Regions from separate parts of the Homo sapiens genome. Here region 1 is linked to region 2. A link is a contact called in ENCODE Hi-C or POLR2A ChIA-PET data. All regions are on one chromosome and are shown on one strand. Each heading gives the region's core, a stretch centred on a gene start or an enhancer-like site at or near the end of the contact. The rest is flanking DNA. Distances are from core to core; before and after follow the strand shown. Region 1 overlaps IGF2BP3 (insulin like growth factor 2 mRNA binding protein 3). Region 2 overlaps IGF2BP3 (insulin like growth factor 2 mRNA binding protein 3).

Region 1 (6,251 bases), core at 811-3,310, 39 kb before region 2:
CACTTCTGTTTCTCTTCACCAACAAAGAACACAAAATAAAATTATTTCATTCTTCACTATTTAAGTCAGAAGAACAGCATCTCTCTTTGGAAGATACTATATAACTCACAGCCCCCAGTGTGTCACACAATTACCATGTGTCATTTATCCCTTTATGGCCTTTTTTATTTTATAACTGGATAGACCAAGTGAATTAATGCCAACACTGACTATCAACTGTGCTCAATGTTAGCATTACTTCATCATTCTGGTCCTTGTATCAAGACCATTAAGTTAATCTTGACCATTTTAAAAAAAATTAAGGGTGGGATCTAAATATTTTATCTCACTAAGAATGTCCGTATTATGTTCTTCTGAACAATATACTTGGGGGAAGCTGGTGGTGATAAAGACCTTTTCAATGGTCAAACTAAACCTAATGTGTAACTTTCCCAGATTTACCCCACAGTATTTTGTCATGACTGTGTAATTATTTGTTTCCTGGGCTTTGTTCCAAAAAGAATTTTATGCTGCTTATAAAATACACATAATCTGTAAAGATAAAACAAAGGAGGTGAAGAAATAAGAGCATAGGGAACTGAACACTCAAGATAAGATGAAGCCAAAAATGCTGTTATACAAATCTGGCTTTAAGCTTCCTCGCAGCTAATTTTTTAAAAAGTTAGTTGCATGATTTCCCATGACTATGAGAGAAAAACTATTCATTTACTTATTAAAAAATGACTATTCCTGGTACTGGTTTCAGAGAGCAATTCCTAAATATCCCCAGAGAACACTAATGTAGCAGCATCCTCCTCAGAGTGAAAGCCTGGCCCGAACATGCATGTGTCTTAGCCTGGAACACGTCCAAGGCTGCTGTTGTGAGAAACAAAAACAAAGTTATCTTTCTGACATAGTGATGAAGGGCTGTCCATGTTCTTGTTTTGCTGATGAGAAATAACAAACCCAAAATGAAGCTTAAGCATAAACTTAAGAGAAATGTTGTGTGAAGCTTTGGAAAAGGAATAGTGGCCAGTAGATAAGGGTCAAAAGGACCAAAATGTAACAGAAAAAAAGGGCACATACATGAAGAATCAATGTGTAGACTTTAAAATGTCCTATCCTGGAATGAAAACAGAAGCAACAGAACTTGTCAAATAGAAGCAGCAGAGTTAGAAGCAAACTAAGTGTTTTTCCACACCAGGAGATGCTGCCCTAGAATGACAGACAATGATGTGTGCTGTTGGCAATCATGTCTTGAAGAAAAGTTGACTCATCAGATGTCTGAGGCTTGGTGAAGACATTTCTGAACGTCGTCCAATTCCCTTTGCTCCAATTTCCTATCCATGAAGCATCTTCTTAACCAAAGATTACTTTTCAAGAAAATTTTCCTCTGGGAATGTAAGGCAGCTCACATAAATATGCTGTCAACTTTTGCCAATCATTAAATTGGCTCTCTGGTACACTTCATTCTTATATGGGATTCAGAATAAGCCATGAGCCGGGTGCTGTGGTTCACGCCTGTACTCCCAGCACTTTGGAAGGCTGAGGCGGGCGGATCCCTTGAGGTCAGGAGTTCGAGACCAGCTGGGCTGATATGATGAAACCCCATCTCTACTAAAAGTACAAAAATTAGCTGGGCACGTGACTGTAATTCCAGCTACTCAGGAGGCTGAGGCAGGAGAATCGCTCGAATCTGGGAGGTGGAGGTTACAGTGAGCCAAGATCATGACACTGCACTCCAGAGCCTGGGCAACAGAGCGAGACTCTGTCTCAAAAAATAAAAAAGAAAAGAAATCGAGACTAAAATAAGCCTATGCTAGAACAAGCCTGTGTCAGGATTTGGACACCCCAAATAGGCAGATAATTTAAATTTTTACTTGCAAAACTCAGCAGGCAGAGCAAAAGTTATAAGCCTTTTTCACCTGAATTTAAGTCTATGAGACCTAGGTTGGAAAAGGCCCATTAGCGTTACCCAGTCTTGTTACACATTCCTTCCATTTAAGTTAAGGTCTAGTTGCATTGTCTGAACCTTTTCTTGGATACATTCTTTGGGACTGAAGGATGTTCACAGGACATAAGCTGCTTCCCAATGGATTTGTGCCAGATGCCTATCGGCAAAACTTCCTTTGGACTTCTTGGCAGACTCTCAACTACGGCTTGAAATAACAGAAGAACAAAGCTGCTCAACTGAAAGTTTGCATAACTGGTGAAGTCTGCCAATGAGTAATTCCTAATCATCTATCGTGAAGACATACAAGTATGAGCAAACAGTAAGGTTAAGTGTATTTACTTTGTGGGGGACAAAATCTAAGACATCACAAAGGCATGGAGACATGCATGTCAGCCAACATGATCAGCCTCCAGGTACCTGGAAGGATGCCACGGTTTCCCTTTGGCTTGTAAAATAGATACTCCTGGGTTTTTTTGTTGTTGTTTTTAAATGGATTTTGGTCTGGAACTGAAACTAAGTTTACTCAACTCCATGACCTGAACAAAATATTGAAGTCTTTAACATTAAAAAAAAAAAAAAAAAAAAAAAGGCAAAGAAAGTTTTTCACCATAACTAGATAACCAAGGCTTCTCAGAGATAATAAATGTGCACAGTGAGTTACTTACTTAGAAATTGTTTACCAACAAAAGAGTTGCACCCACTGTGAGAAATCTTAAGGAGGAAGACTAAGAGACTCCCTGAAACACTCATCTGATTTAAAAAATTCCTTCCAACTCATAATTTTTTTTTTTTTGGACAAGGTCTCACTCTGTCACCCAGGCTGGAGTGCAGTGGCTCAATCACGGATCACTGCAGCCTTGACCTCCCTGGGCTCAGGTGATCTTCCTACTTTAGCCTTCCAAGTAGCTGGGATAGGCAAAGGCCACCACCCCCGGCTAATCTAAAAAAGTTTTTTTTTTTTTGTAGAGACAGAGTTCTCCCTATGTTGCCCAGCCTGATCTCAAGCAATCCTCTTACCTTGGCCTCCCAAAGTGCTGGGATTACAGGCATAAACCACCGCGCCTGGCCCTTTGTTTCTTAAAGAGTACCTTAAGCCTAAAAAAGTGCTAATCTCTCTTGCCTCTTTCATAAGCAGAAAGCTAGCCATTTTAAGATTACACTATCATTTTGGAGACTTCTGAGAAGACTCCAAAGAGGCTATCAAAACTGAAGCCAGCAGCCCTTGGGATTACTTCTGCCAATCCAACTGTATGCTGCCAAGACCATCCAGCTAAGGCGACACGCACTATGCCAATTCCAGCTCTTGCTCTGCTTCACTAGCTGCCAATTCCTTCTTCCCTACTGTTTGAGCATTTCTGAAAGGCGCGTTTCCTGTCATTTATAAACTCGAAGTTTGCCAGTTAAGTACTGTACGAGCCAGCTGCTAGGCAGGAACTAGAGACTTTTTGTCTGTTGGAAGAACCAACTCTTTGGCTCTGGGGAGACTCAACCTGGCAAGTTCTGGGAAGAAGAGAATATTGTGGGGGAACTAGTAGGCAAAGTTCTAGAATGGAATAGAGGCAAGGGATTTATCCAAAGAAGAGATGCATCATTTCTACTTTCATGCTACAAAGCAGGAATGAGAAAACATGAGTAGAGAAATGCAACAATTCTAAAAGAAAAAGGAAGTAGTATATATTAAAAAAAAAAAATTATTTGAAACATTTAGCCATCAAAACCTACTTCTTGACAGGCAATATACATTTAAAATAAAAGCAGAAGTTCACTGTTAACCTACAAGACATCAAGGATAAACACGATCTTAGTACGTAATCTGTGATAGCTTCAAAGGAACAGCAAGCTTCTCATCAGCAAGTATAGATACCAGAATGCAGTTCAGGAACAGTTTAAAAGTGCTGAGAGCAAAATGCCCGTCCATCTTTAACTTTCTAAACCATTTTTTTTTTTTTTTAAATAACATCATAGACCCTCACAAACATAAAACAGTATGTTCTTTTTTTCTCTTCTTTTTTTTTGAGACAGAGTCTTGCTTAGTCACCCAGGCGGGAGTGCAGTGGCACGATCTCGGCTCATTGCAACCTCCACCTCCTCGGCTCATCGCAACGCCTGGTTGTTATCATTGCTTCTTTTTGGCTTCATTTTTCTTGCTAAAGAATAGGCCGGCTGCAGTGGCTCACGTCTGTAATCCCAGCACTTTGGGAGGCCGAGATGGGTGGATCACTTGAGGTCAGGAATTCGAGACCAGCCTGGCAAACATGGTAAAACCCTGTCTCTAATAAAAATACAAAAATTAACCAGGCATGGTGCTGCGCACTTGTAATCCCAGCTACTCGGGAGGCTGAGGTATGAGAATCACTTGAACCCAGGATGCGGAGTTTGCAGTGAACCGAGATTGCGCCACCACACTCCACCCTGGGTGACAGGGCAAGACTCTGTCTCCAAAAGAAAAAAAAAAAAGAAGCAATGATAAGCAAAGAAACTGGTAAAGCTTTGGGAAATTTACTGCCTTTAAAAACAATAGTTTATTTGTATTTCAAAAAGTGGTGACCACTAGGTACACAAAATAGTTAAGTATTAGTGATTTCGGTTTAGAAAAAGAACAAAGTCTAAAAATAGTGAAGGCAAAGCTATTCCAACTGAGTACTTGCAACCACCCCCCACCCCCTGCAACTTGAAGTTATATACTCAAACAACACTTGTTAAAGAATTGTTCCCCTGAACATTAAGCCAGAAAATTGCCTAGCAGCTGTTTGAAAGTAGAATTTACTCTAATTGTATCCAGGGACAATATGATTTTCTGAATAATGGTGTTTTCTCTTTATTTAGATGAAAATAACCACAGGAATGGGAATCTGGAATATGGAATTTTCTCCTCCAGAATTTAGATTCTGCTTTTTGAGAGAACTTAAAAGCTTGCTTCCTCTCTTCCAGGCTCTGGGAGGCTCCTTTAACAGGCAATAGTGCCAAATCCAGTGAAGCAGACAAATAGCTGTCCCCAACATGTATTTTCCTTTAGTAACAGATCCTGTGTTTAATGGGCACATTGCTGCCCTCACACAGGGATTGTCTCCCAGCTTCTCTTGCAGCTAGACACAGCCAGTGGTATGTTCTGGCCAACATGAGGCAAACAGAAGTATGAAAAGCTATCCTCAGGCAGTGTCCTTAAATAAGGATGCTGCCAATTTTGATCCTTTATCCTTTTTTCAGTTTGAAATGAGGTCTCACCACATTGCCCAGGCTGGACTGAAATTCCTGGGCTCAAGCAATCCTCCCACCTCCGCCTCCCCAGTAGCTGGGACTACAGGTGTCTGTCACCACATCCAGCAATCCTTTATCCTTCTTGTTGGCTGGAAACAGACCCAATAGTTGGAGCTTGAGCAGTTATCCTGGGCCAGGGAATGGCACACAAGGCAGATAGAAGCACCAGTCCTGAAGGATATGGTGGAACCACTTCCAGCCTTGGATTGTCTACCCTTGAACTCTTCTCATGAAAAAGGAAAACGAATTTAAGCCATTTTTTTTTCTAGTAACAATACATACCCAAACCTAATCCTGATACATGTAGTATGCCAAAATAGAGTTAGAAGGGTAAAAACAGACATAACGGCAACATCCCACAGAGGTTTTTGGCATGATATTTCCTACGAGTTGGGATGGCAGGTGGTCCAGAGAGAAAGAGGTGAGTTTTTTTTCACTCTTCAAAGCATAGAACAAGGTAGAAAAAGGGATATACACAACTAGTATGTATTTGTGCTTATCCTGAACTTTTTCTCCCTTGCAATTGGTACTGATAGAAACTGTTCTTTTCAACATTGAAGCGCCCCTCCAAAGACTAGTAAACATTCTTTGTAGAACAGAAGTTCTTAGCTGGGCGTGATGGTGTGTGCCTGTAGTCCCAGCTACTTGGGAGTCAGAGGTGGGAGGATCACTTGCACCCAGGAGTTCAATTCCAGCCTGGGCAACATAGTGAGTCCCCATCTCTTGAAAAGAACAGTTCCTGACAATAAACGGGTAGCATAAAACTCCTGATGACCTTTATGAAACTACACATTTTTGAGCTTCCACCTGCTCCCACTGAGATTTTTATTTATTTAAGTGGGACACAAGTTCTTAACTAATCAAACAGTTGTTGTTAGCCTTGGCTACACATTGGAGTCATCTCGGGAGCTTTCAAAATTGATACCTTTGCCTCACCCCTACCCCCAGGGATTTTCATTCAAATTGTCTGGGATAATTATAATTTAAGTATGGGAAAAACATTTTTTTCCCCTTAAGGCAGGGAATAATTAATGCTGAACTTTACAGATTGTCAATCAAT
Region 2 (6,167 bases), core at 801-3,300:
TCACCCTTAGCGCTAGGGATATGGAGATGAAGGGAACATCCTTCAAACAGCTCAGCACAGTTTATACAAACAGGAACTACTTATCTGTCATGGGCAAGATCATCTCAGGAACTGTTCTTTTACATCTATTTGTGAGAAATGGCTATATTACAAAATGAAGAACAATCTGTATTGCAGGTTCCAAATAATCATTTCCAGTTAAATATTGATATATAATTCTAAAACAAAATAAAGAAATATCCACCTTAATGTATATTTCTCTAAAATGTTAGCACCGTAATTACTTGGATAACACTCAAACCATTCCTCACACTGGTGTGAAAATGACTGTCAAGTTAAGAAAGCCAGCACCACAGACCAGACCATTAATAAGATTGTAAACCATGCTGCATATCCCCTTTATCATCGAAAAGCCCCAGAGGGAAGCTCAGCCTCCATCATACCACACGGAGCAAAGCGTCCCAACTTTCTAGCCACTTTCAATGTTCACAAGTTAGATCCTCTAACATGGGGAGGAGATGATGCTTTAGGACTCCTAGGAGTCATGTGATCAGAGCCTCTGAGAGAGAACAGTCCAAGTTATCCGGCCACACTGGACTCTCTGAGAGAGAACAGTCCAACAATCCAGCCACACTGAAGTCACAGTGGAAAAACCGAATCCAGAGCTTAAGGGGCTTACGTTATGTTTCTCTTTGGCAATGCTGAGCTAGACTGATTTTTATTTTTAATTTATTTTTTATTTCAATAGGTTTTTGGAGAATAGGTGGTATTTGGTTACATGAATAAGTTTTTTTTTTTTCTTTTTTGAGATGGAGTCTCACTCTGTCACCCAGGCTGGAGTGCAGTGGCACGATCTTGGCTCACCGCAACCTCCGCCACCCGGGGTTCAAGCGATTCTTCTGCCTCAGCCTCCCAAGTAGCTGGGACTACAGGCACGTGCCTCCACCCCCGGCTGATTTTTGTATTTTTAGTAGAGATGGGGTTTCACTATGTTGGCCAGGCTGGCCTCAAACTCCTGACCTCGTGATCTGCCCCCCCTGGCCTCCCAAAGTGCTGGGATTACAGGTGTGAGCCACTGTGTCTGGCTTACGTGAATAAGTTCTTTAGTGGTGATTTCTGAGATTTTGGTGCACCCATCACCCAGGTAGTGTATACTGTACCCAACATGTACTCTTTTATACCTCACCCTCCTCCCACCCTTTCCGCCGAGTACCCAAAGTCCATTGTATCATTCTTATGCCTTCACATCCTCATAACTTAACTCCCACTTATGAGTGAGAGCATACGACGTTTGGTTTTTCCATTCCTGAGTTACTTCACTTAGAATAATACGGAACTAGACTGATTTTAAAAGCCGAGCAGAACAAGTCACACCCTACTATAAACTCTAAGAGATCCCTAACAAGTGCCCTGAAGGCCGTGTTCCACTCATCCTTTAAGGCCATTCTCTTCTCTCCAACCACACCAGCCTTCGTTCAGTCATGAATCAGGGCTGCTAACATTTGAGTGCTTTCTGGCAGCAGCATTGTCCCAAATGCTTTATCTACTTTAACTCAAATCCACACAATCCCATGAGGCAACATTATTCCATGTTATAGATGGGCAAGCTGCAGCACAGAAAAGTTCACAGTGTCAGAACTTGGACAGATAAATGCTGGAGAAATGATTCAAACTCCAGCTCACAGATTCCAGAGCCCATACTCTTAATCACTTGGTCTAATAAGTTGCCTCATTTCCCTATGCAATTTAAATAAAATATAAATACACCGACGGAAACCAGTTCAATCCTTACTCGGCCATTACCTGCACTAGAAAATCAAATCTGTCCATAGGCAGGTTAAGAGCTTTATTAACTCCCATGTATCCCCTTGCTCATGTTCCAAGTACTAAATACGATACTTCTATACATCTTAGTCAGAAGAAGGTACTAGCCAGCATTAACTTGTGCTACATTTTACTCACAGAAATGCTCATAAAAACATTCAAAATAGTTCAATGTTAGGTGGTTTTTGAACCACCTGCTTTCAAAACAGGGACTTCCCCCAACCCCTAGAAGAAACCACTGTCGCTTTGGTGGGGTCTCTCCAGGTGTTTTTAGAAGTGTGTGTGTCACACGAAAAGACGCTCTGCACCATTAGTCATTAGGGAAATGTAAATCAAAACCACAAGGAGATACCACTTCACCTCCATTAGAATGGCCATAATTTTTTAAAAAGAAGGAAAATATGATTCAAGGGGCATCATAAAAAGAAAAACAAAGGAAAATAATGAGTGTTGACACAGATGTGGAAAAATCAAAACCCTCATACATTGCTGGATAAAATGGTGCAGCTGCTATGAAAAACAGTACAGCAGTTCCTCAAAAAAAATTAAAAATAGACCTACCATATGATCCAGCAATTCCACTTCTGGGTATTGATATGGTTTGAACATTGTGTCTTCTTCGAATCTCATGCTGAAATGCGATCCCCAGTGTTGGGGATGGGGCCAGGTGGGAGGTGTTAGGGTCATGGGGGCAGACCCTTCATAAATGGCTTGGTGCCATCCTTGAGGTAACAAGTGATTTATTGCTCTGTGAGCTCACATGAGATCTGGTTGTTTTAAAAGAGGCTGGAACTTCCTTTTCTCTCTTGCTCCCTCTCATGCCATGTGACATGCCCACTCCCCTCTACCTTTCACCATGAGTAAATGCTTTCTGGGCCTTGCCAGAAGCTGAGCAGATGCTGGAGCCATGCTGGTATAGCCTGAGGAACTGTGAGCCAAATAAACCTATTTTCTTTACAAGGTACCCAGCCTCAGGTATTCCTTTACAGCAACACAAATGCACTAACCGAGTATACGTCCAAAAGAACTGAACACAGGGACTCAAAGAAGTACTTCTACACCCATGTTCATGGGAGCATTATTCAAAATAGCCAATAATTGAAAGGTGAAAGCAACCCAAGCATCCTCTGACTAATGAATGGATAAAACAAAACATGGTACATATAAACAGTCATCCCTCGGTATCTGTGAGGGATTGGTTTCAGCAACCCCCTACCTTGGATACCAAAATTCACAGATGCTCAAGTCCCTTATATAAAAATAGTATAGTAGAGGCTGGGCATGGTGGCTCAAATCCATAATCCCAGCTCTTTGGGAGGCCAAGTTATCACTTGAAGCAAGGGATCAATTGAGGCCAAGAGTTTGAGACCAGCCTGGGCAACATAGGAAAGACCCCATCTCTACAAAAATAAAAATAATTAGCCAGATGTGGTGGTGAGTGCCTGTACTCCCAGCTACTCGGGAGGCTGGGGTGGTAGGACTGCTTGAACCCAGAGTTAGGAGGATGCAGTGAGCTATGATGACGCCACTGCACTCCACCCTGGGTGACAGAGTGAGACTCTGTCTCCAATAGTGACGATGATGATGATGATAAATAAGTAAAAGTATAAAAAGAAAATGATTTGATATCGGGGGAAATTCACCCCCGATATTTCACATAGGTTCTTTTCTATATTCCCTAAGTGTCGGCCGGTCTGAGAAATAAAGGGACAGAGTACAAAAGAGAGAAATTTTAAAGCTAGGTGTCTGGGGGAGACATCACATGTCGGCAGGTTCCGTGATAAATGTCCATGAAATCTTCACAGTTTATGTTCTTCTGCCAAGGCTTCAGCCGGTCCCCCCGTTCAGGGTCCCTGACTTCCCGCAACAATTTTATATTATGTGAATTTCTCAATTTTTAAAAAGGTATGTGTATATGCTCATATATTCACATATATACCCAAAGAGCAATATTTGTTGAGTTTTAAATTTTCACACTAGAGTGTCAAATACTGTTTTAAACATTTTATATAATCCATCTTATTTATGCCTCAGAATGTAGCAATTATCCCCATTTCATATATGAATAAACTGAGGTCGATTTTAAGTAACTTGCTTAAGTATGACATTCCTTATCTTGCTACCCTCCCCCACCACCCCAATCTGTCATCTTGGTGATCCATCCGTGTTGGTAAATGCAAACCTTTGGAACTGCCACATGGAATTCAATAGGTGGGAGTCCCAGCTATTGATCTGCTATCTTTCTTTCATTCCACCCCCTTCAGGCATAGGGTCCCCCAACATGCCACACAGTCTGGGGGAGTCAAGCAAAGAACTAGGACAGCACTGACTGCCCAGGCCCCCTTCTAGGCTTTTCGCCGCTAAAACAAAATGCAAAGGCTAGAGAATCCTAGAAGCAAACACCAGTTTTAGTAACTAGCTTACTCCTTTAGCAGAAAGGCAGGAATACCACTCCAAACAGCTATAAATTACTAGAGAAAAAGGGAAAGACAGCAGTTCAGAACAAAGCCTGATTACAACTCCAAACATAATTCTGGTAAAATCACAGAATAAGAAGTGAATTTTCTAAATGAGGTGATAAATGTCCACGATTGTATGGTCTCCAAAAGCAGTAGCAGACCATCCCAGATGCTGGCATTTTACCCACTACCCCTATTTAAAGCTTAGTTTAAAAGTAAGAATAAAAGCAACTGGAGGAGGAGAAGAGGTAGATTCCAAAGTCAATAATGATAGGAATGTTTCCTACAAGAATTAGTCCTTCAGGTGTGCAGCAGTTATCCTTCTGGCTCTATGGGGCCTTATAATAAAATTCCTAAACTAGTTCAATAAAGGGAAAAAAGAAAACTCAATCTCTCACTACCGACTTATGCTATAGAATTGAATTTAGCATGAGCAGTTCTCAACATCCCATCAATAGGTGCAGTTAAGAATACCACACTACATGAAAACACATGATTTGGTAAAACTGACTTTAAAATACACAAATAATTTTGGGAAAACACAGCAGCTCCACTTGCAAAAGGGCAAAGGAATCACAGCTAACAGATGCTAACATCAACATACAGCACTAACAAGGGATCACTGGAAGAAGTCTTAAACTCTGCTGGGAGGAGTGTTACTTGAGATATTTCTCAAAATAAATTTAGCAATTAAAAAAAGCCTTGAGGCCAGGCGCGGTGGCTCACGCCTGTAATCCCAGCACTTTGAGAGGCCAAGGCAGGCGGATCACCTGAGGTCCGGAGTTTGGAGACCCTATCTCTACTAAAAATACAAAAATTAGCCGGGCATGGTGGCGGGCACCTGTAATCCCAGCTACTCGGGTGGCTGAGGCAGGAGAATGGCTTGAACCGGGAAAGCAAAACTTGCAGTGAGCCAAGATCACACCACTGCACTTTAGCCTGGGCAACAGAGTAAGGCTCCATCTCCCAAAGAAAAAAAAAAAAAAAAAAGAAAGAAAGAAAGAAAAAGCCTTGAGGCTGGGCACGGTGGCTCACACCTATAATCCCAACACTTTGGGAGGCCCGAGGCAGGCGGATCGCTTGAGTCCAGCAATTCAAGACCATTTTGGGCAACATGGCAAGACCCCATCTCTACAAAAAATACAAAAAATTACCTGGGAATGGTGGTGCATGCCTGTAGTCCCAGCTACACGACAGGCTGAGGCAGGAGGTTGGCTTGGCCCAGAAGGCGGAGGCTGCAATGAGCCAAGATCAGCGTGGGCAACACAGCGAAACCTGTCTCAAAGACCAAAATTAACTAACTAAATAAAAAAACCTTGAAAGATTGCTAATCTTTGACCTGCTAATTTTATTTCTGTTCAATTGTCACTAAAGAAATCAGCAGGAATGTGGGTGTAAATTCATCCACAGATATGTTCACAACTGTGGTAATGGTTAAACATGAGGAATGGTTAAGTAAATTACCAGTTACACATAGAACAGAAAAAACATCCATTATAAACTTAAGGAGTCCAATTACATAATGTTTATGACAAAATTTAAAAAAAAAACTGTGCTAAAAAGAAAAGAACAAAAAAATAAAACCTTTGTGCTTCAAAGAACACTATCAAGAAAGTGCAAAGACATAGATAATGGGAGAAAATATTTGCAAATCATATATCTGATAAGGGACTTACATCTAGCATATACAAAGAACTCTTAAAACTCAACACTAAAAGGCCAAATAACCCATTTTTTTATGCAGAGGAAGTGAATAGACATTTCCTCAAAGAAGATATACAGATGACTAATAAGCACATGAAACAATGCTCGACATCATTAGTCAGTAGGGTAACAGAAATCAAACTAAAGTGACTTATCGCTTCACACCCACTAGGATGGCTA

The links. Hi-C counts contacts between places; a loop is a spot of excess contacts on that map. ChIA-PET counts read pairs that join two places held with the same protein, here RNA polymerase II (POLR2A). Pooled maps may share reads with other maps.
Region 1: a map of endothelial cell of umbilical vein shows a loop between it and region 2 (5-fold over the local background). The contact joins two enhancer-like sites. A Hi-C loop is called at or near these places in 2 of 168 maps with a recorded cell type or tissue (Calu3 and endothelial cell of umbilical vein), 3 of 37 single-sample maps with no recorded cell type and 12 of 50 pooled maps. POLR2A ChIA-PET finds 5 or more read pairs at or near these places in 6 of 52 experiments (AG04450, HepG2, MCF 10A and 3 more).

What each region holds. Positions count from the first base shown.
Region 1 is chr7:23,332,576-23,338,826 of GRCh38, forward strand. All of the region lies in intron 10 of IGF2BP3 (insulin like growth factor 2 mRNA binding protein 3), which reads right to left. Among named protein-coding and RNA genes, the nearest start is that of MALSU1, 36 kb to the left of the region's middle. RefSeq lists a silencer at 3,095-3,389. Within about 2 kb of position 2,061, at least 14 of the 41 ENCODE cell types and tissues checked have a DNase peak (open chromatin) inside an H3K27ac peak, as active enhancers do; they include endothelial cell of umbilical vein, where a contact is called at or near this core.
Region 2 is chr7:23,371,286-23,377,452 of GRCh38, forward strand. The region is part of intron 3 of IGF2BP3 (insulin like growth factor 2 mRNA binding protein 3); the gene reads right to left. Among named protein-coding and RNA genes, the nearest start is that of SNORD65C, 22 kb to the right of the region's middle. Within about 2 kb of position 2,051, at least 4 of the 41 ENCODE cell types and tissues checked have a DNase peak (open chromatin) inside an H3K27ac peak, as active enhancers do; they include endothelial cell of umbilical vein, where a contact is called at or near this core.